Linked DNA regions of Homo sapiens: all the other regions are linked to region 4. A link is a contact called in ENCODE Hi-C or POLR2A ChIA-PET data. All regions are on one chromosome and are shown on one strand. Each heading gives the region's core, a stretch centred on a gene start or an enhancer-like site at or near the end of the contact. The rest is flanking DNA. Distances are from core to core; before and after follow the strand shown. Region 1 holds the start of WDFY2 (WD repeat and FYVE domain containing 2). Region 2 holds the start of RUBCNL (rubicon like autophagy enhancer). Region 3 overlaps LCP1 (lymphocyte cytosolic protein 1). Region 4 holds the start of FNDC3A (fibronectin type III domain containing 3A). Region 5 holds the start of ZC3H13 (zinc finger CCCH-type containing 13). Region 6 overlaps TMEM272 (transmembrane protein 272). Region 7 holds the start of DHRS12 (dehydrogenase/reductase 12).

Evidence for each region. Hi-C counts contacts between places; a loop is a spot of excess contacts on that map. ChIA-PET counts read pairs that join two places held with the same protein, here RNA polymerase II (POLR2A). Pooled maps may share reads with other maps.
Region 1: a map of CD8-positive, alpha-beta T cell shows a loop between it and region 4 (14-fold over the local background). The contact joins the promoter of WDFY2 here to the promoter of FNDC3A in region 4. A Hi-C loop is called at or near these places in 2 of 168 maps with a recorded cell type or tissue (CD8-positive, alpha-beta T cell and naive thymus-derived CD4-positive, alpha-beta T cell), 1 of 37 single-sample maps with no recorded cell type and 10 of 50 pooled maps.
Region 2: a map of OCI-LY7 shows a loop between it and region 4 (6-fold over the local background). The contact joins the promoter of RUBCNL here to the promoter of FNDC3A in region 4. A Hi-C loop is called at or near these places in 1 of 168 maps with a recorded cell type or tissue (OCI-LY7), 3 of 37 single-sample maps with no recorded cell type and 4 of 50 pooled maps. POLR2A ChIA-PET finds 5 or more read pairs at or near these places in 1 of 52 experiments (OCI-LY7).
Region 3: a loop to region 4 is called in a map with no recorded cell type, with 5 times the contacts of the local background. The contact joins the enhancer-like site here to the promoter of FNDC3A in region 4. A Hi-C loop is called at or near these places in 1 of 37 single-sample maps with no recorded cell type and 4 of 50 pooled maps. POLR2A ChIA-PET finds 5 or more read pairs at or near these places in 1 of 52 experiments (GM12878).
Region 5: a loop to region 4 is called in a map of B cell, with 13 times the contacts of the local background. The contact joins the promoter of ZC3H13 here to the promoter of FNDC3A in region 4. A Hi-C loop is called at or near these places in 3 of 168 maps with a recorded cell type or tissue (B cell, CD8-positive, alpha-beta T cell and naive thymus-derived CD4-positive, alpha-beta T cell) and 9 of 50 pooled maps.
Region 6: a loop to region 4 is called in a map of CD8-positive, alpha-beta T cell, with 7 times the contacts of the local background. The contact joins the enhancer-like site here to the promoter of FNDC3A in region 4. A Hi-C loop is called at or near these places in 1 of 168 maps with a recorded cell type or tissue (CD8-positive, alpha-beta T cell) and 6 of 50 pooled maps. POLR2A ChIA-PET finds 5 or more read pairs at or near these places in 1 of 52 experiments (CD4-positive, alpha-beta T cell).
Region 7: a map of CD8-positive, alpha-beta T cell shows a loop between it and region 4 (14-fold over the local background). The contact joins the promoter of DHRS12 here to the promoter of FNDC3A in region 4. A Hi-C loop is called at or near these places in 2 of 168 maps with a recorded cell type or tissue (CD8-positive, alpha-beta T cell and sigmoid colon) and 12 of 50 pooled maps.

What each region holds. Positions count from the first base shown.
Region 1 is chr13:51,582,993-51,585,840 of GRCh38, forward strand. WDFY2 (WD repeat and FYVE domain containing 2) reads left to right here and starts at 1,470. Exons shown (of 12, transcript NM_052950.4): 1 at 1,470-1,832. The coding sequence starts at 1,696. RefSeq lists enhancers at 722-1,242, 901-1,180 and a silencer at 1,321-1,690.
Region 2 is chr13:46,385,861-46,388,653 of GRCh38, forward strand. It overlaps RUBCNL (rubicon like autophagy enhancer), which reads right to left and starts at 1,392. Exons shown (of 15, transcript NM_025113.5): 1 at 1,274-1,392. RefSeq lists enhancers at 1,159-1,248, 1,629-1,908, 1,939-2,038, 2,059-2,168.
Region 3 is chr13:46,167,519-46,170,276 of GRCh38, forward strand. All of the region lies in intron 1 of LCP1 (lymphocyte cytosolic protein 1), which reads right to left. It also overlaps the pseudogene RN7SL288P. Among named protein-coding and RNA genes, the nearest start is that of LCP1, 13 kb to the right of the region's middle. Within about 2 kb of position 1,478, at least 11 of the 41 ENCODE cell types and tissues checked have a DNase peak (open chromatin) inside an H3K27ac peak, as active enhancers do.
Region 4 is chr13:48,974,455-48,977,190 of GRCh38, forward strand. It overlaps FNDC3A (fibronectin type III domain containing 3A), which reads left to right and starts at 1,458. Exons shown (of 26, transcript NM_001079673.2): 1 at 1,458-1,723. RefSeq lists enhancers at 663-722, 993-1,612, 1,423-1,722, 1,613-2,232, 2,393-2,492 and silencers at 1,173-1,442, 1,773-2,252.
Region 5 is chr13:46,051,400-46,054,099 of GRCh38, forward strand. ZC3H13 (zinc finger CCCH-type containing 13) reads right to left here and starts at 1,347. Exons shown (of 19, transcript NM_001330564.2): 1 at 1,005-1,347. CPB2 (carboxypeptidase B2) reads right to left here. Exons shown (of 11, transcript NM_001872.5): 11 at 1,787-2,399. The coding sequence ends at 2,215. CPB2-AS1 (CPB2 antisense RNA 1) reads left to right here and starts at 1,449. Exons shown (of 3, transcript NR_046227.1): 1 at 1,449-1,566. RefSeq lists enhancers at 531-1,067, 1,068-1,603, 1,133-1,302, 1,313-1,512.
Region 6 is chr13:51,823,939-51,826,656 of GRCh38, forward strand. It overlaps TMEM272 (transmembrane protein 272), which reads right to left. Exons shown (of 5, transcript NM_001351003.2): 3 at 2,628-2,687. Among named protein-coding and RNA genes, the nearest start is that of TMEM272, 20 kb to the right of the region's middle. Within about 2 kb of position 1,358, at least 14 of the 41 ENCODE cell types and tissues checked have a DNase peak (open chromatin) inside an H3K27ac peak, as active enhancers do; they include CD4-positive, alpha-beta T cell and CD8-positive, alpha-beta T cell, where a contact is called at or near this core.
Region 7 is chr13:51,802,907-51,805,749 of GRCh38, forward strand. It overlaps DHRS12 (dehydrogenase/reductase 12), which reads right to left and starts at 1,257. Exons shown (of 9, transcript NM_001377533.1): 1 at 1,148-1,257. It overlaps LOC107984561 (a long non-coding RNA gene), which reads left to right and starts at 930. Exons shown (of 2, transcript XR_007063805.1): 1 at 930-1,895. RefSeq lists a silencer at 818-1,457 and an enhancer at 2,008-2,137.

The sequences.
Region 1 (2,848 bases), core at 220-2,719, 2.6 Mb after region 4:
GTTGTAAAATGTTCCTTACCAGACCTAAAACGGTGCCTGGCTCTTAGTTGGTTATCTCCTGGGTGTAGGAAGGAAGGAAGGAAAACAAAGGGGAAAGGGGATATAGAATGTGGATTTTTCCCACAAGAGACTTTGCAGGGCAATTTTAAGGCATGGCAAGGAAATATAATTTGGGGTAAAACATTTTGATTTTCTTCCTTGTTACGCCAGAGTCAGACTGGAAAGTAAGTCATGACCTACATGGTCAAAACCCATCTGATGAGAATTTATGGTTTTTGTAGGCCATGACTCCCCAGACCCCTTAGATAGGAATTTGGGCAAGATAAAAAAGCAGAGCTTAGTCTTCACGATCAACCCCACATGCCAGGCCTTCTGGTAGGCACCTAACATTCAGTCAGTAACTACAGTAACTCTGTCCGTTGTGTCTGGAGCAAGCTAAAAAGGCTGGATTGCTGGGGAAATGGAAAGAAGCCAGCACTAGGGGCCTGGGTTCAAGTCTGGAGGGAAGGAGGGGTTGTTTAGCCCTAACTTTGCACTAAAGTAACCTTGGCTGTGTAATTTAGCCATCTAAGAAAACGAGGGGATAGACACCCCATATGTTCTCTGAGCTCCCTTGAAGATGTCTGTATGAAAGATTCTCTCCTTTTCATGTCCCTTCCGTGCCACTATTCCGAGCATCAGTCTGACCCTAGGAGTGGTGACGTCCTACTCAGCTGGGGGCTGCCCCTCAGTTCCCATAGAGGCAAGTCTGGGTCCTGACTTGGCCAATGGCCCTGGAGGCCGCTGAGCTCCTCAGGCCCATAGCGCAGAAAGTGGGCGATAGGTCATTCCAGGACAAGGGGGCGGAGGCTCCAAGAAACTACGACTCCCAGGAGGCCACTGGGTTCCCTCCGGCAGCCTGGGCCTGGTGCATGTTGGGAGCAGTAAGCGGCCTCCCGCCGCGCTTCATTGTTAAGACCGCTAGGCCAGGTAGCCCGCGCGCATGCCAAGTCACGTCCCAACGAGTTGGGCGGCTTTCCTTCCTGCAGGCCTCTTCTCTTTCCGGTCTTGCTGAGGCGCTCCTTTCCCCGCCCCACCTCCGCCCTCTTTTCAGGGAATTTCGAAGGGGCGTGGCGTCTGGCAAGCGCGTCCCCAGGGGTGTGTATACGCGCGTTCACGGGAGGTTAAAGAGGGAGGAGCCTAACCCTTGGGTGTGTAAGGCAGAGAGAAGACCGCGAGGAACGGAAAGCGCATGCGTCCTAGTGGTGCTGCAGCGCCCGGGGAGTCGCGGAGGGGAGGGGTGAAAATGGGCTTGCGGGACTGACGCACGCGCATTGGGATACCAGATCCCCGCCTCCTGCTCCAGGTTTCCCCTCCTCCTTCACCACCCTCCCGGAAGTGGAGCCGCCCTCGCGCCCACCAGCGGCTACCCCCTGCGGCAGGCCCCGCCCACACAGGCTCCGCCCCCCGGCGCTCCGCCCCCTCCTCTTGTAGTGGCGCCGGCTTGCATCCCAGGTCGTGGCGGTTTTGGTGCCTGAAGCAGGGAGCGCGGAGTCGTTCCCGAGAGAGGCGGCCAGGCTATGCTCGCCGGTTTCCGGCGTTCCGCTCCGGCCAGCCAGAGTCTCTGTCTCAACCTGTGTCCGTGCTCCAGCAGTCTCCTCAGCCCGGCCCCGCGGCGCGGTTGGCGGCGGCGCCCCAGGCGCGCCCCCTCCTCCGATGGCGGCGGAGATCCAGCCCAAGCCTCTGACCCGCAAGCCGATCCTGCTGCAGCGGATGGAGGGGTCCCAGGAGGTGGTGAATATGGCCGTGATCGTGCCCAAAGAGGAGGGCGTCATCAGCGTCTCCGAGGACAGGTATGGACTACTGCCATTCGGCCGCGAGGAGGGGCGGGACGGGCCGACGGCCCTCGAGCCCGCGTCAGGGGCTGTGCCTTCACGTCGGCGCGAGTGTAGACTTGCTCCCCCAAGTTTTATTGTAATGCGCATCCTGGTGGTGCCGGTGTTCAGCTGCGCGCCGCCTCCGCTGTGTGGCTCCGGGAAGCGGAGCCGGGACGGCGGCGAGCGCTCCGGCTTCACCCCGGGCTGGGTAGTGCCTGCGGGAGCCGGGTGGCCCTCGGGCTAACGGTGCGCTGGAGGGACTTTGGTCCATCCCTGAGGACAGGAGGGAAAGAGGGGAGGAGCCGCCCGGCTTTGCAGGTGTGTGCTTGGGGAACGATGCCCTGAGCCGCCTCTGCAAGATAACCAAGGGGTTTGGGGTACTCTCGTACAGCTCCCAGGGTTTCAAACGGAGAAAGCAAATGCCACTCCTTCTTCCCAGACATTCCTACTGAATCCAGATAACCCAGACATCTTAGGCTGAATTCAGTGAATATTCTAAGTTGTACCAAGAGTAAGTTTAGGCTTCTGCGTGGTGCCTTCTTTCCTTTCCCCTCCTTATCTCTTGGAGCTCGAGGAGAAGCGCGTAGAACTTGTAACGGATCACTGCTGCAAATAGCTCTTGAGTTCCTTCCCTTTGCCTGTTTCCTTTATTTTTGCTTAATTTTGCTTAATATGCAGAAGTGGAACTAGTTGTTCTGCCTTCAAATACTCTCTCTGTTTTGCGTTTTCGCTTTAACTGAATTTCCTTGAATATGCAGGAATAAAGCTGATGAAGCTAATTTCTAGAGTAATGTTGCTTGAAGATAGTATTATGATAATTTATCTGAAATTGTTTCTTTGGTAAAATCTATATAAGCATTCTTACAAAAGAACACTGTAGAGGTACATAACACGGGGATTTTACAGTAAGTAGGTTTTCTTAATATAAGTTCAAATCATGCAGAGGTAAAGTATCCTTTCTTGGTGACTCAAAATTGAGAGGCTGAGCAACA
Region 2 (2,793 bases), core at 142-2,641, 2.6 Mb before region 4:
TCCTACCATCTCCCACTTTGTAAAGGCCCTAAAGAAGTTAATGAAGAAGGCAAAGTTCCTGTCCTCTGCTGTCACTCAGTAATGAGCAGTTTCATGTGGCAGTGCAGAAACTGGGGTTTGAGAAACAGAGGTGTCCTGACACTCTGGACCGGTAATCACGAAAACCCCAGCACTGCCATAAAGATGCTGTCTTAACTCGGCTCCAAACAAAGTTCTGTCGGCGGCCGGCAGTGTTTCAGTGGGCAGCAATGTGGTGATACCTTCACAGGATACTTTATAGGCTTCAAAACACTTCCCTCCCTCCAGGCCATTAACCTTCTAAACCACACAGTGGGGTATGGCTGGAGTATTCTCCCCCTGAGGCAAGGGAACTGAAGTTCAAGAAGGTTTCTTGACTTGCCAAGATCTCCCCGCTACTTTGGCTTTAAGAAACTGGGTCTAAGAAACTCAAGCTTACGGATTCTCTGTTCTCTGCGCGCTCCCACCACATCTTCAATTCAAAGATCCTTCCAAATTCCACAGAAATAACCCAGTAAGGGCAGCTCTTGAGTATACCTTTTCCTTTGAGTCTTAATTTTCACTCAAGGCGAAATAACCCCTCCTCTGAAAGTTCTCCACGTTTTCCAAGCGGACAGCATCAAGTTCGCAGGGGATCTGTATCAGTCTCAGCAGGTGGACTTCACAAGGGGCGGGTTGGGGGAACGCCCGCCTGACCGTGTCCGGCGTGGCGGGGGGTTGGGGGCGAGAAGAGTGGGGGTTGCTATGTAGGGCGCCCGGACCAAATAACACGCCGCGATTTCACACTCCAGCCTAGCTCAGTTATGTAGCCAAATGTTTTTCTGTCACCACATATCCACGACTTTGGCTGTGTTGAGGACGAAAACAGAGAAAAGACACTGATCCCAGAACACTGCGCCTGGGAGGACGCAGGGCGCAGGCTTTGTAGTCTCTGAGAATCGCCCTGCGTAAAAGTGTCCTGAGGTCCCGCTTCTGCGCCCTTCCCGGCCCAAGCCGAACACAGGGTCAACCTCACTCTACAAAGTCAACCGGATAGAAATCCGCCACCCCGCGAGGAGCCCCTTCCTACTGTCTCCAAGGGGTCCCCGACACTGCTCTGAGCGACCCTAAGATACCTGGGTGTCTCTGCTGGGCACAAACCTCTCTGGCGCCACTTCCACCATCCAACCTCTCCCGCGGCCCTCCCTTCCCTTTCTCCAACCACCCTCTCCACCCCGCGCCGCTCCCATCTCGCCCCCGGCCCCGCCAGCCTCACCCAGCCAAACCCGAGCGGTGGAACGCTGCGCTGGGTAAACGCCGCGCGTCGGGTCCTCCCTCGCGCGGCTCCGGGCAGCGTTCCGTGGCCACCGCGCTCCCGGTAACAGCAGAAAGGGGAGGGAGGAGAGCTACCGAGGAGGGGACAGCGACGCCCCGACGCCGCCACGCCCCCCGCCTCCCACACGGGGGCCACCGTAGCTCTCTAGAAGCTCCTCAGGGAAGCAAAGCGCCGTTCCCGCCGCAGGCACCGAGACGTCGCCCAGATGGAAGAAACTCTGGAGATGCGCGCTCCTACACCGGTGCCGCGGCGCCCGGGCCCAGCACCACGCACCTATGCGCGCCTCTGCCGGTCCTCCTAGAAATCCCGCCCTGCCTACCCGCGGCGCGAGACGCAACGACGCTTTCAGGGGTCAAAGACCTGGCAGAAATGACTTCCCAACCCCAGATGCCCCCAGCAGCAGTATTTAGCAGTCATACAATTGCCTGAAATGAAGAATGAGTAATCTGGATGAGTCGGCCCTGAAATCGACCTGCAACTTACCCGGAACGTGAGCTGTCTCTCTCTGACCTCTGCTGGCTGCTTCACCTGGAGTCTGAGTCCGACTCATGTAGCACTTCACTGTCCGCGTTAGTTTAGCCTTCACTGTCAGCAACTCGTCACCTTGTCCTCTTGCAGCGAAGGTTTGGAATCCCATCACGGGTGTGCAGTGGTTAGTCCTGAGATCATGGTGGTGCTAGGAGAACCTGCCAACCAATACAGAAAGTTGTCACGAATAGAAACCTAAGCTCTGGCCGGGTGCGGTGGTTCAAGCCTGTGATCCCAGCACCTACTTTGGGAGGCCAAGTCGGATGGATCACTTGAGGTTAGGAGTTCGAGACCAGCCTGGCCAACATGGTGAAAGCCTGTCTCTACTAAAAATATAAAAATTAGCCGAGCGTGGTGGCGGGTGCCTGTTATGCCGGCTACTAGGGAGGCTGAAGCAGGAGCAACCCGGGAGGCGGAGGTTGCAGTAAGCCGAGATCGCGCCATTGCACTCCAGCCTGGGCGACAGAGCAAGACTGTCAAAAAAAAAAAAAAAAAAAAACAGAAAGGAGAAGAAGGGAAGGAGGGAGGGAGGGAGGAAGGCAGGCAGGCAGGCAGGAAGGAACCCAAGGGAGGGAGGGAGGGAAGAAGGAAGGAAGGAAGGAAGGAACCTAAGCCAAGGAAGGAAGGAAGGAAGGAAAGCAAAGAAAGGAAGGAAGGAAGGGCGAAGGAAGGAAGGAATCTAAGCCAAGGAAGGAAGGAACCTAAGCCCAGGAAGGAAGGAAAGAAGGAAGGAAGGAAGGTAGAAGGAAGGAAGGAACCAAAGCCAAGGAAGGAAGGAAGGAAAGAAAAGTAGAAAGGAAGGAAGGAAGGAAGGAACCTAAGTCCCAGAAGGAAGGGAGGGAGGGATGGAGGAAGGAAGGAAGCTAAGCTCTCTCTCGCGGTGCCCTGACTTCTCCCGGGGAAGGACCTCTGAGCTGCCTGCACTGGTAATG
Region 3 (2,758 bases), core at 228-2,727, 2.8 Mb before region 4:
ATCTCTCTCCTTCCCTGAGCTTTAGACAGTGATGCTCCTGATACTAACATCTTTAAATTCTACAGCTACCCTTTAGCCCACATTCTACCAGAAGCAATTTAAGATCCAGACTTTCCCCTACTGAAAGCTCAGAGTACCCCAAATGCATCTTTTCAATAAATTGAATATTATGGGCTAGCTGTTTAACCATGATTGCACTATTACCTTGATATCAAATGCCATTCATTCATTCTTTCACTCCATATATGTGTCTGTATGCAAAGTACTGCCCTGGCTGCTAGGGGGTTGGTGAGGGGCTTCAGGCATGAAGCCCACAGTTAAATATCAAGTTTCAAATGCAGCACATGGATTACAGCTAATTTACTGTGAAATAGTTAATGCAATGAAAAGAGTTCTGACGATCAAAAACGAACAAGTGAAAAGGTTAAACACAAGGCTCTGAGGGAAAAATAAAACTAGATAAGTGTAAGAAATTAGCACAGAGGCTTATCAAAAAAATAAAAATATAAAATACCTAAAGCAGCCCAGGCAATTAAGATATTGAGACAATTAATATACTTGAACATCTCCAAAGAAATCAAAATGGAAATAACTGGCAGGAAATAGAAGGAAGTGCCAAGCTTGGCAGTCAGGAGACCTAGGCTGTGTAACTTTAGGCTCCATCTTGCCTCTATGGGACTCAGTTTTCTCATTCATAAATTGAGAAGCGGAGTCCGTTCTATGTTAAAAGTTCCAAAATTCTATGCAGTAGCTGACAAGTATACATACAAATTAGAGCTAGATTAGAAAGTATTGCAAATGAGCTGAGAAATAGCTGCTGGCGCCATCAGCAGCTGTAGCTTTGGCTCGGAGGTGCCTTCTGTGAAATGGAGCAAGTGAGGGAGTGGGCAGCTCCCAGCCCAGCCTCGCTCCTGGGGGCTGGGGGGCTGTGTTCCTGCTCTTACCTCAGCAGCACGAAAAGCTCTGTCTAGATGCATTCTCCTCACTGGCCCCAGGCAGATGCGCTCTGCTCAGCTGCCTAGCTGCTGGACTGCCCCCGCACAGATCAGGGAAGTTCCCAGAGCAGCACGTGAGACCTGTTTTATGGGATGTTACCACACACAGCTTAAGACACGTTGATCCAGTTCACTCCTAGTTTCTAGGCAAGACGGTACTCAAACTGTCCCAGAAAGAGAGTCATCTACTATTTTGTTAAAAATATCCAAATAAGGAAATCCTACAACCTCTCTGGTGTCTCATATCCCTACTTTGTAACCTAAATCTTTTCTGATACGATTGAAGGTCTCTCTTGGGCTATTCTCAGAGGAAATAACAGGAGCTGTTCAATTCATAAAGATTCCATCACATGCCTTGGTCTCTTTATATTCTTGTAACCTGCTTTTTTAGGGCTTATTCTCCAAATCTTTCATAGTTTTCTTTGCTATCTTCTGGGTCTATGCCAACTTCCTTATAGAATGAATGTAGTAAGAATAGCAGTCATAGAATGTAGAGGTGGAGGGATCTTAGAGATGATCTATCTGGCCACTCCCCTGTCACAGAGGCATGAAATGACACCCAAGTTAAAGGACATGCCTAACATCACAGAGCTTATTGGAGGTGTGGCTGGGACCAGAGTCCAGGCCTCCTTATTTCTCTTCTTTCCTCTTTAATAAGTTTTAAACCCTAAGATAGGACTCTTCTCTTTAATTAAGACCTTCTTCACATATAGTAAGAACAATCCCCCAAGATTTCAAATGTCTTACGAATATAATTTCATGTATGTTTCTTGTACATGAAGGGGAATTTTTCTAGGTATGGCAAAGGCACTGTTCAGGTTTAGGCTGCAATTAACATGTGCCAAATCACATACAAATATTGTGTACACTGGCATCTTCTAGGTCACGATGATTCTTACCCCCTGCATTTGTCTCTATACATTTATTCTATTTTTTTTCCTTAAAGAGACAGATCTCACTATGTTGCCTAGGCAGGAGTGCAGTGGCTCTTCACAGGTGTGATCCCACTACTGATCAGCACAGGAGTTTTGACCTGCTCCATTTCTGGTGTGAGCCAGTGCACCCACTCCTCCTTAAACAACCTAGTGGTCCCCTGCTCCCATATTGATGCCAAACTTAGTGCTGACACCCAATTGACATGGCACACTACAGCCCAGAACTCCTGGACTCAAGCCACCCTCCTGCCTCAGCCTCCCAAGTAGCTAGGACTACAGGCGTGCACCACCACACCTTGTTGTACATTGATTCTTGACCTTGCACTAAGGCCCTCCAAATTTCCTTAGCAACCAAAGAGCAAACCCAATTAAAACAACTCACCACGAGATGAAATGTTCAAAAGACAAGACAGCCAAATTCATAGATCAATAATAAAATGACACCCTCAGACTTATCGCAACAATCATCATGGTTTCAGGCATCCTGTTCTGGAGGCTGGGGAGAATCAGTGAGCCCTTCCTCTGAGCTTTGGTCCAGATCTCTGTAGTGTGGTCCCTGTTACCATTCATCTCTCCTAGCAGATTAGTGTCTGGCCCATGTGAGGTACTCAGTAAATGAGCTGTGTACATGAACAAAACAATCCATAACCTAATGGTATACAGGACTTGAAAAGTCCCCTATCACCTTCTTTGAGGAATTTAACAATAATATTCTTGTGTACATACTTAGACAATCCCATCCACTGAAAGGTACAGACACCCAAAACAAGGCTACTAAATGCTTCAAATTCACATTAAACCACTTTGCTGGAAAGACAACTTTGGTGA
Region 4 (2,736 bases), core at 208-2,707:
CCCATTCGCCCACACTCTGATAAAATCCTCATACTTTGAAACAATATACAGTTATACTTCAATTATTCCAAGATCAACTTGCCAGCTGTCTCGAAGAGGGCCAAATCCAAAAGTTAAGAAAAGGAAACATCTCTCACAGGGAAAGAACTTCTGATAGTGAAGAGCAATGAAAATATCTCAAGATACCACTGCCCTATTTACAACCAGAAGAAAAGAAACCTCTCATTAGCTGGCTGTGGACATAAACATCCCATCAATCTTCACCTGGAGCCGCAGAGAAAACCAGCCGAGAAAGGAGAGAAGAATGAAAAATAAACAGTAAAGCAGAAAGAATAAGAGGAAGGATCAGAGTGGATAGAGGCAGATGAGGAGATGAAAAGCAGTGAAGGATTTTAGAAGAGGTGATGAGAACATTCCAAAGAGGGAAAAAAAGAGAGCACCAAAGTAGGGATTCTATACACCGCAGCAATCCTCTGGGACTTAAACGTATGGCCAAGATATCGGTTTGAGAGTCAGTTATCAACAAAGGATTTAATTAGCCATTGTATTCTTTAAGAATATAGAGAATAATCACATTTTAAAGAGATTTCTGTAAAACAGTTTTAAAAATACAGCTATTTTAAAAGATCGCACAATTAATACACTGAAATAAAGCCCAGACATGCAACTTGTTACATCCATCACCATTTTTGAAAGGACAGTTCCTGAGGCTGGACTCACCGGCCCAAGTACTACCCCCTCCCCAGGTCTCCGGCGGCAACTGTAAGTCAAAAGCCCTCAGGCATTATTGCAGCGTCCCACATTGTTTGAGGTTCCAGGAAGTCGCTGCTACGCTCACTTGTAAGTCTTCGTGCTGTTGTAAAAATTGAGGTCGTGGTTTTCCACGCGATTTGGCTGGCGAAGAGACCACGAAGCCACCCCCCACGTTTTCAACTGAGTAAATATCTAAATATTTTTGCTTGCTATCCAGATCCTGGGTTCGAAGTCTTTGGGATTAGAAACTTCCAAGCCCATTTCAGAGGCTTCCTAGTCCTTGGGAGGAGTGTCTTTTAAAGCACCTGCCAGCCTTAAGTTCGCGTGCTTTCGGAAAGGGGCCGACAGGGTGCGTCTCAGGGGAGCCTTTTGAAATGTGGATTGAGAATTGTGTGAGTGTCTCTAGGAACCTCCATTAACTCCACTTTTCCTGAGTGTAGCTCCGAGCCTGGCCACAGCGGATGCTACCACAAGCCAGGCGCAGCCGGGCCTCGGGAGAAAGCCGGAAGCCCGAGAGGGTGTGGGCGCTCCGGGAGCCAAACGCGGCCGCTCAGCCGCCACGCGCCGGTGGCCCCGCGGGGACTCGCGTTCCGGTGAGAGAGCCCCGGCGCGGCGGGCTCGAGGCGGGGGTTCGGGGTCCCGGCCGCGGGCTCCGTCGGCGGGGCCCGCGCAGCCGCACTCGGCGCGCCGACTTCGGGCTCCTCCTCCCGGCTCCGTAGTAAGCATGGCGGCGGCGGCGTTCGTGGTCCCTCGGGTGAAACAGAAAGCGGGAGCTACGCGGAGAGGGAGCGAAGAGCGGGGCTGAGGCGGCGGCGTCACTGCCAGGAAACAACCCCAACAGTCAGCGCGCCGGCGGCCGCGGCGGCCCTGAGAGCTGACTCTGCAGCTGAGGTAGAGAGACAACGATCAGGAACCCTAAGAAGAGGCGCCAGAGGAGCCGCCTTCTGCCTCAGAACGGCGTGACTCGGAGGTGAGAGCGCGGGCACTCCCTCCGCGAAAGGCGGGGGACACCGAGCCGTCCCAACCCCGTCCCGCCCCGGAGGAGGCGCCGCGGAAACCGTTAGGCTGGGACTGAGGGCCGGGGCACTCTCCAGGGCTCGGCCCCGTCGAGGGGCGCGGACCACCCCCTTCTGTGGGCGCGCTGTGGGCAGAGGTGCAGAGGGGCAGTGGGGCCGGGGACAGGACCGGTCTACTAGTCGGGCACCTGCCGGGGCCGAGCCTAGCCAGGACACGCTTGCGGGGGCGCGGCCGGGGGCGCCATCCAGCCCAAGAGGAGGCGGCATCTAGCCCGAGGGAGGTGGCGCTGGTGCGCGGGCGGCCCTTCTCTCTGTCCCCCGCCTCCTCCCCGCGGCGAGCCGCGTAGCTCCGGAGGGCTCGGGGGCGGGGGCGGGGGCGGGGGCTGGGGCGGAATCCTCCTGAGAGGATCGCCCAGCACCCGCGGCGCCTTCGGCTTTGGCCGCCCGGCAGCCGCCGAACTTGAACGCTTTTCTGAAGAGAGTTTTCCCCGCTCATCTTGGGGTTAAAACCTCGAAAACCCGCCCTCTGTTTGATCCTGCGTGGCTGCTTCCAGTACCTGGCAGTTCCTCTCCCCGGGCGAGTTAACCACCTGTTCAGTCGGGAGGTGGACTCGAGGCTGCAGTCCTCGCCCGGTTTTAACAACCTGGATCTTCGAACTTTTGACACGGCTTTGGAAACGACGTCATGTGTTAGGTAAAGGAAAATGAACAGATAATTTCGCTGTCAGATTGCGAGCAGAAGAGGGACTGTTTTAATGGATGTGGTCGTTAATTGTTCTTTTATTCAACTGTTAGCGTTACAAGCCTTGGGATATTTTAGAGGGTGGAATGCGATGATTTGCTGGGGGTGCTAGAGATTGTGAATTCGAGATTTTCTTTTGTGAGATTTTACGTAAGTTCCTTTGGACACCTTTGTGTCTGACCATCTATTAAATAAGAGTCGCAGGCTGATGAGATTTTTTTTTTC
Region 5 (2,700 bases), core at 97-2,596, 2.9 Mb before region 4:
GTCTCTAGTTGAAACTGTCATCTGTTATAATCTAAATAGTTCATTAAGAAAATAAAAATTATTTGAAAATCTATAGATTGTATTCACAAAACGCTCCAATATATTGTACTAAAGCCAGTAATTTCAAATGTTACAGAACTAGACCCCGCTAACTGGCACCATATACCCATAGACTGAACTGCATAAGTATTTATTCTCCAACGGTATCGCGGACTTCGAAAACTTGAGGTGTAAAGATGTTTTCCAAATTTTTAAAACTACTTTAAAAATCCAAAAATCTTAAGAGACTTCATACTCCCATAATTTTCAAAGTAGTTCGAATTACCTGAAAGCCCCATAGTATAACCAAATACCTTAAGACTACCCTTCACAAACAACATCTTACCAACATAATTCAAGTATTATCAACTCTAAATAATTTTCAAACCACATAAATTGCGTTAGCCTATTACAGAGAGATAATGCCGCCAAACAGACTCTCTTCTTTCTATTCCACTTTCCCCCGTTTCTGACAGTTGCCAAAACTACCTACCTAAGGCTTGTGAAGATAAAGTAGCACTCAATTCCCAGGACCTAAATCGTTATCACTGCTGAGGGAAAAAAAAAAAAACAAGACCAATCACAAGTAAGATGTTTTTCTCTAACAGATCTGGAATGAGTATAGAGGAAGATTCTAAATTTAAGCCCAAATTGCTGCACCCTTCCATCGCACACAAATACGAACACCATACAAGGGTTCCCGTGCTTACATCAAATGGTAACGAGGGGTACAGCCTATTGTCTGAGTCTACTTATCGCCCTTAGACAAATGCCAGAATCATAATCAGAGTGAGAAATTACGCCTGAGCACAGGGGGCTATTGCAGAGTTAAGGGTGGGATGCTCAAGGAAAGCTCAAAATCCCAGTGACTCAAGCAAAGACGGGGGGGGGTAACCCGGGCCTCCGCATTACGGGTCCGCTCAATGCCTTCCCCAGATACCCACACCAATTCACAGAACGCTTACTTCCTCCCCAAGCTCCCTTCGCAAGTGCAGTCCGGAGGCACCACCGCCGCCGCCGCTCCGAGGAGCGGGGGAGGCGACTCTGTCCCCGCGCCTGGACCCAGGAGGACGACGACGAGGAGAAAGCGATGCGCGCGCGGCTCCCGGGAACCGGCTCTTGGCTAGCGAGGAGCCCCCGGGATGGCTGAGAAGCAGAACCAACCCGCCCGCCGCCTCTCCAGGGTCAAGCGAAACTGGGTCGCAGGAAGAAAAATAACGAAGAGATTGTAGATTAAGAAAAGGCAACAAAAACACTACCAGGCCGCTAGGAGGACCGCCTCAAAATGCCGCCGGAAGTCAGAGGTTTGCCCTGTTCCTCTGTAGACCCAGGCAGCTTCCGGCCGTCAGATTAGTCGTCAGTGCGCAGACACCACCCTTCGTGGACACGCCCTCTAGGCGTAAGGTTCCATGCGAGCGGTAAGAGTGCGGCGGGACTTGGAAATCGAATCTGTGCTCTGTGAGAGATCCTAGGAAAGGAAACTGGGAGCCCGGGAGAACTAAAATTCCCAATTAAAAGTGAATTTAAGTGAGTTTTCTCTTTTTATTACATAATTCCTTACCATAAACAGCTGTTGTAAATGCGCAAAATGCGGCATTTGTTGACAGTACCTAGAGCCACTCATTCATTCGTTCAACAGTGTTTATTGAGCAGCTGAGCTGGAATGAGAGGCTATGTTTGTCGTTTTTGACACCCCTCCCCTTTCTGGGCCATCGCCTAATTACCGTGGAGCAAACGGAATGCATGGTTGTATTTCTAAAGGCACAAGCAGAAATTTATTGAAAATTTGGAGCAGAAATCTTTAATGTACTTCTGACCACCCTTCCTTTTGTTGAGTAGGATCCAATGATCAGCGTGAGATGATCATTGATTAAACTTGCTTGAGATGGCTAGTCAAACGTCGAAACTTGCTTGAGATGGCTAGTCAAACGTCGAAAATCAAAGAAAAAGTAGGTAACTAGACTTTTACAATTTTTTTTAAAGGGTAAAAAGACATGAACCCTAGTCTGCCTTAATGGCAAAGTAGCACTTATTAGGTTCTCTGACAGAACCAAGGAATAGGAAAATCTTTTATCAAAACTACGGATAAAACTTAAAAATAATTTGATACAATGATTTGGTCTTGCTGGAATCAGTAAATTAAAATACGGAAGCAGAATGATAAAATCAGGGGCATTAAACATTCCTAATGACATGCCAAGCTATTTTAGAGACAGCGGCAAAAGCTTCTCTACAGGTGGGTTTGATGTAACGCTCCGGCAGCAAGAATCCGTATGTGCCCGTATCTCGAAGTTCAATTGTAAACGAATATTTGATGCCCAAATCATAGATCCAATCGTCCCCACCTCCAGGAGCTAGGTCTAAAAGAAGAAGAAAGAAATTGTTGAAATACAGACGTTTCAAATTAATTTACAAACTGGGAATTGTTTGATTTAAATGTTTATTTGTTTGTATACCTTTAGATTTTTTTCAGTTTTTAACTAATATAAACAACTTTACAATGAGTACCCTTGTTTATACATAATTGCTTCTTTGTCTCTTTAGAATATTCTTCCCTAGAATAGATTTGCTAGTCTAAGGCTCTGTACTTTTTGCAATTACGGCATGTTCCCAAATGGACGTCAAAAGAACTGAATTCATTTATACTTCCACAAGCAGGGT
Region 6 (2,718 bases), core at 108-2,607, 2.8 Mb after region 4:
TTAGGTGAATTTGTTATTAAATGGAAATACTTTCCAAGTCTCAACACAGCCTTTTCACACAAAGACCTTTAAGTACTTGGTGCCAAATTTGTTGGACATGGACTGCCTTTCAATTCAAAAGCCAGCTGTGAAATGAACATTGAGTAATGGCTTAGATATCTGCTCATTCCCAATGAATAAAAACAGCTGCTGTTCACAGGAGAGTCAATCAGTGCACAGATGGCTTAAAACGATCCTAATAAATTTAATAAAAGCCATCTTTCCCCCTGTGTTCTCATGTACTTCTTAGGACCTACCTTAACTCTAGATTTTCTTTCTTGTCTGATCTGCAGTATCACGATTATTCTTTTTGGTTTTAGATCTCTCCCTAGTTCAGTTGATAACAACTACCAAATGTAGTGATTTTTAAAATATTTGTTATTGTGATAAAATATCTCAACAAAAATTGCCATTTTAACCATATTTAAGTGTACAATTCATCGGCATAATTACATGCATCATCTTGTGCAACCATCACCACTATCTATTTCCAAAATGTTTTCATCACCCCAAACACAAACTCTATAACCAATATTGCTCTAGAAGCAATAACACCTCCAAAACCCTCTTTCCGCAGTGGATGTGGTGATTTTAATATAATATCCATGGGAATTGGCTTGTGGGGTCTTGTCTCTTTTATGCAGCCTTATTGGTGGATGAATTGTTGCAGTTAAGTTCATTTGAAAGATAACTGGCTGGGCGCGGTGGCTCATGCCTGTCATCCCAGCGCTTTGGGAGGCCGAGGCGGGCAGATCACTTGAGGTCAGGAGTTCAAGACCAGCCTGGCCAACGTGGTGAAACCCTGTCTCTACTAAAAATATATAAATTAGCCAGGCATGGTGGTGGGCGCCTGTAATCCCAGCTACTAAGGAGGCTGAGGCACAAGAATCACTTGAGCCGGGTAGGCAGAGGGTGCGGTGAGCCGAGATCGCTCCACTGCACTCCGGCCTGGGCGACAGAGTGAGACCCTGTCTCAAAAGAAAGCAAAAAGAAAGGTAACTAACCACAGGGTCCAAAGGCTAGGGTTCTCTTACCTTACAGATTTTGCATAGAATGCCCTCTGGAGAGTACCCCCGACTTCATAAGCAGGGCATGCCTAACATCTTGTGAACTCTTCTTGGAAGAACAGAGCCATATAATAAGTGTTAATTTTTGAATTGCACTGTAATAATCACAGCACCAGGGCCTGCTGAAGTGATTGAATTGTTCACTCTTACACTAAATGGCCCCAGACTACTTGGCTGTTTCAGTTCTCTGCAAACCTTAAAATCTTATCTTCTTTTTTATTTCCTGTCAGGCTGTTAGCTTTCATGTCTTACAGATCTAAGGATACTGTTTTTGTTTCCATTTTTAGTATTGTGGCTTTAGCAGGGGTGGCAGGGTGAAACTTACATAACAAAAGAAACCATTCTAAAGTGAATAATTCAGTGGCATTTAGTGGATTCACAGTGTTGTGCAACTACCACCTCCATCTAGTTCGAAAACATTTTCATCACCTCAAAAGGAAGGCTCCTACCCATTAAGCAATTAGGGTACTGGGTGTTTCGTTGTTGCTGTTTTGCAACAACTCCTATGCTCTTTTACTTTCTGCTCCAATATGCTGTGAGCTTGGACCTAGAACACTGGGCCTGCTGAGCTGCTTCTTTTTTGTTTTTGTGTTTTTTTTTTTTTTTGGAGACAGGGTCTCAGTCCTGTTGCCCAGGCTGGAGGTATAGTGGCACGATCATCCCACCTCAGTCCCCCGAGTAGCTGGGACTACAGGCACACGCAACCACACCCAGCTAATTTTTAAGTCAAGACTTGCATTTTTTGGTAGAGACAAGGTCTCACTATGTTGCCCAGGCTAGTCTCAAACTCCTGGGCTCAAGCAATCGGCCCGCCTCAGCCCCACTAACTGCTGGGATTACAGGCGTGAGCCACCATGCCCAGCCATGCTGGGCTTCTAGGTAAATAGGGGTAGCTAGGTCCTGTACACAGGGCTCCCATTAGCAATGTTCAGGAGCATGAGATTAATTTCACTGACACGTGATAACAATTTTTAGCTACTTAAGGAGCTTCCCCCATCCTGCCCCTCCCCTGACCTTCGCTAGACCTCACACTTCTGGATTATGAGGTTGTTTAATATACGTGATTTATGGAAATATTTACTCATTCATTCAGCAAAAAAAAAAAAAAAAAAATGTATAGAGTGCCCATACATCACCTAACGCCAGGTGCATTTTTTGTATTGCTTGCAACCTGCTTCCACAAGGGAACATAGGAACTGGGAAGGGACTTTGGGAAACCTCTAGCCCAGTCACTTCCAAACTTGGGCTGGAGGGATCAGAATCATCTGGGGACAGATTTCTAAAAGAGAGTGTCTGTCCCCACCCAGATATACTGCACTGATATCTCCCAGGGCGGGGCCCAGGAATGTGTATTTTTTAAATCTTCACCAAGTCATTCTGAGATGGCACATAGGTGTCTGGGAATCATCGGGCTGGCCAGTTCTTCTTAAACACATATTTAATGTTTAAAGATTACATGCCTTGGGTCCATGCCCCAACCTGGCTGACCTGTGGCGTCCAGCAGCTCGGAAGGCAGCTTACCTATGAAGGTCATGGACAGCGGCAGAGCCAGGAAAGCACAGAGCACAACAACGAAGCAGGCTGCAAGGAGAAGAAGGGGCAGGCACTGGGT
Region 7 (2,843 bases), core at 7-2,506, 2.8 Mb after region 4:
AATTTTTACAGTCTGCTTTCCTTGGGGCCCACCCCTGGTTGGAAACTGACTTAAGCTTTCATGCTGTGTAATGTGGAAAGATCCAGCAATTAATGGTCATTGCCAGAGGACACCCCTTTGAAAGAAAGAGGCTGCCACTGTATTCCCCTAAAAACTGTGGGACAGGGCTCACGACTACACTCCCCACCATTCTCTGCAGCAGGGGCTCCTGAGACAGAGCTGAACCTTCTCCAAAACGATGTGGGGTGAAGAGCAGGGAGTTGCAACTCCTACCTCCCCTAGGAGTGCTGGCCAGGTTGCCGTGGGAACTGATAAAGCCCCAGTGCAGGGAGAAGCCTCTCAGAGGTGAGAATCACCTGGGGCATTTGGATGAAATGCCAGTCCAGGCCCCTGTGCAGATCCACTAAATCAGAATCTGTAGGGATGGGGCCTGAAAACTGGGTACTTTTAATTCTCGCCCAGTGATTCTGATGTGCAGACAGGGTTGAGAACCAGCGGTTAGCCTAATCAATTCTAAGAGAAAACCTCCATCTCTCCTCCGTCACAGGAACCTGTCACCTCTTAAAACCACAATGAGGTGGAGAGCCAACTAGGGCACACTGAGCGTGGTCACGGGGCGACGAAACCACCACGCACCGTTCCCCAGAAGCACACACTGGCTGGAAAGTTCCAGCTGGAGCCAAAGGTCGCAGTCCAGGTGCTGCATCTTTTTAAAGGAAACACACCCAAAGGCACTAGGACAGAGCCTTAGCTAGCGATTTAGATCCAGCCCTATCTGACGCCGCCAGCAGCACCACGAAGACACTTCCACGAGCACACCCAGCGGGGCGCCGAGGTGCCGCCCAAGAGGCTCCTTGGCGCCGGGGCCGCCTGACGTCAGTGGGACGGCCCTGGGCTTGGGCGCGCCACAGCCCCGCCCCTCGGGCGCCAGTCTCGGTCGCGGGCATTGAGCGGCTGGAGTCTGGCGACTGCCCCACGCCCAGCCGTGGGTCGCTAGACGGCGGGCGCACCCGTCGTTCTGGACACGCTTAGTCGGCCCAGCGAGAGGGCGAAGGAGCCGCGGGCGCGTCCCCGCCAACCCTGCTCGCCCGCGCCGAGGCGGGCCACGTGACAGCCCGGGGCCCCGCGCCCCGCCGCGCCGCCTTACTTGGTGTACTCGCGCAGCCCCTTGGCGAACCACACGACGCTGCGGTACAGGGACATGCCGGGAGCGCCCCACGCCTAGCCCCACCGCGCTCCCGGCGCGGCCTCCGCCCTGGTCCCGCCCCCCGGGAGTCGCCCGCCCTGACATCATCCCGGTTATGTAAGAGCCGCGGCTTCCGGTTCCTTGCTCCACCGGTAAGGCAAGGGGTCTCGGGGCCGGCCGGTCGACTCCGCCCCAGCCTCAGAGGGTGGAGTGAGGGCGGACCGGCCCTGGTGGGGGCCGCAGTCGAGGTCCGCAGTCTCCTCGGGGTCGAAATCGGGCATCAGCGCCGTTTAGAGAACACCGTCCTGCTGGGCATGGCCGGGATGCGAAGATGGCCCTGCAACGCACCTCCTAGAATTTGGTTACCTAGAAAACCATGTGGAATAAAACGACGAGGCTTATGATATTTAAAAGACTTCTGCATCGAATTGGTGTTATCATAAGGGTTATTTTAATAACTGGCATTCTCTAAGTTTCTACACGTGTTGGGGGATGCAGTGCCGTGCCACATTTCCCGTCTCCAGCAAGCGCAGTCAGATTGGCGACATCGCAGGCAAGAGGCAGGGCTGGGGCTCCCACCCGAGAAGTAATTGTCTCCAAAGTTGGACTTTTGCCACTGGTTCTGCGACTTCATGCAATGCCAGGGAGAGCCCCTTGATTTCCCCCAAATCCTCATCAGCCTCTTTCCACCCAAGCCCAGATGAACAGTGTGAGTAAAAAAGAGTGTGGTTGCTGCGTGAACCCAGATCTCAGACTAGTCATCCAGCCCCATTATGTAGGACTCAGACACCCCTGTCCACATCTAACCTCCAGCCCTAACGCCACATTAGAAATGGGGGTCTTACTGCTGCTGTCACTCCTAGTCACCCTGTTAAATTCTATACCGGTTTACCCAAGTCGCCCAGAGACTGGGCCCCACTTACATAAGCTGAAGAGACCAGCTGCTTTAATAGCCTCATTACCTAGGATATAGGATCACTGTCCAACCTCACTCCACAGTGGGCAAGTTTTTACTTCAGAATAACTTTTGAAATAAATTTCCCCGGAACAGCTCGCCCCTCTCAACAGGACTCTGAGGCTCCACTACGTTGCTGTTATTCCTGACAGAGTGATGAAAGGAAATTTAAACAAGTGGCATTTTGTAAAACCACCCCAGCCTGTGTGACTTTCAATGCCTGTCCGATTTGGCTGGGAAAATATTTTAGATCCCCAGGGCTACATACTGTTTTTTATACCCTCCTCTTTGTGTCAGTGATGGAAAAGGTGTCAATCTGCTCTGAATCTCTCTGAACACCTCAGGAAATAGGCTTTTGGCTCGCAGAGAGGGGATGAGAAATAGTTTTGAACCACCAAGTCTCTTGGAGGGTGTCAGCAGCCCCTTGAAGTAAAAGTGTGGCTGCAAACCCAGCTCTCTGCATTAGCCAGGTGAACCTGAGCATGCTGCATACACCCTCAGTCTTGGTTTCTTAATATGTAAAATGGGAATGAATATGCGCACCTCGTGGGGTGGTTGTGATTAAAGGCATTCATTATAAAGAGCTTAGTTTCATACAAAGTGATCAGAAGTGTTGGTTTCCCTCCTTAAGTTTTCTTCTCATTCCTTTTTCCCCTGCGCTTACAGCCATGCAGTGTACATTCAAGAAATTTCCATGAGGGC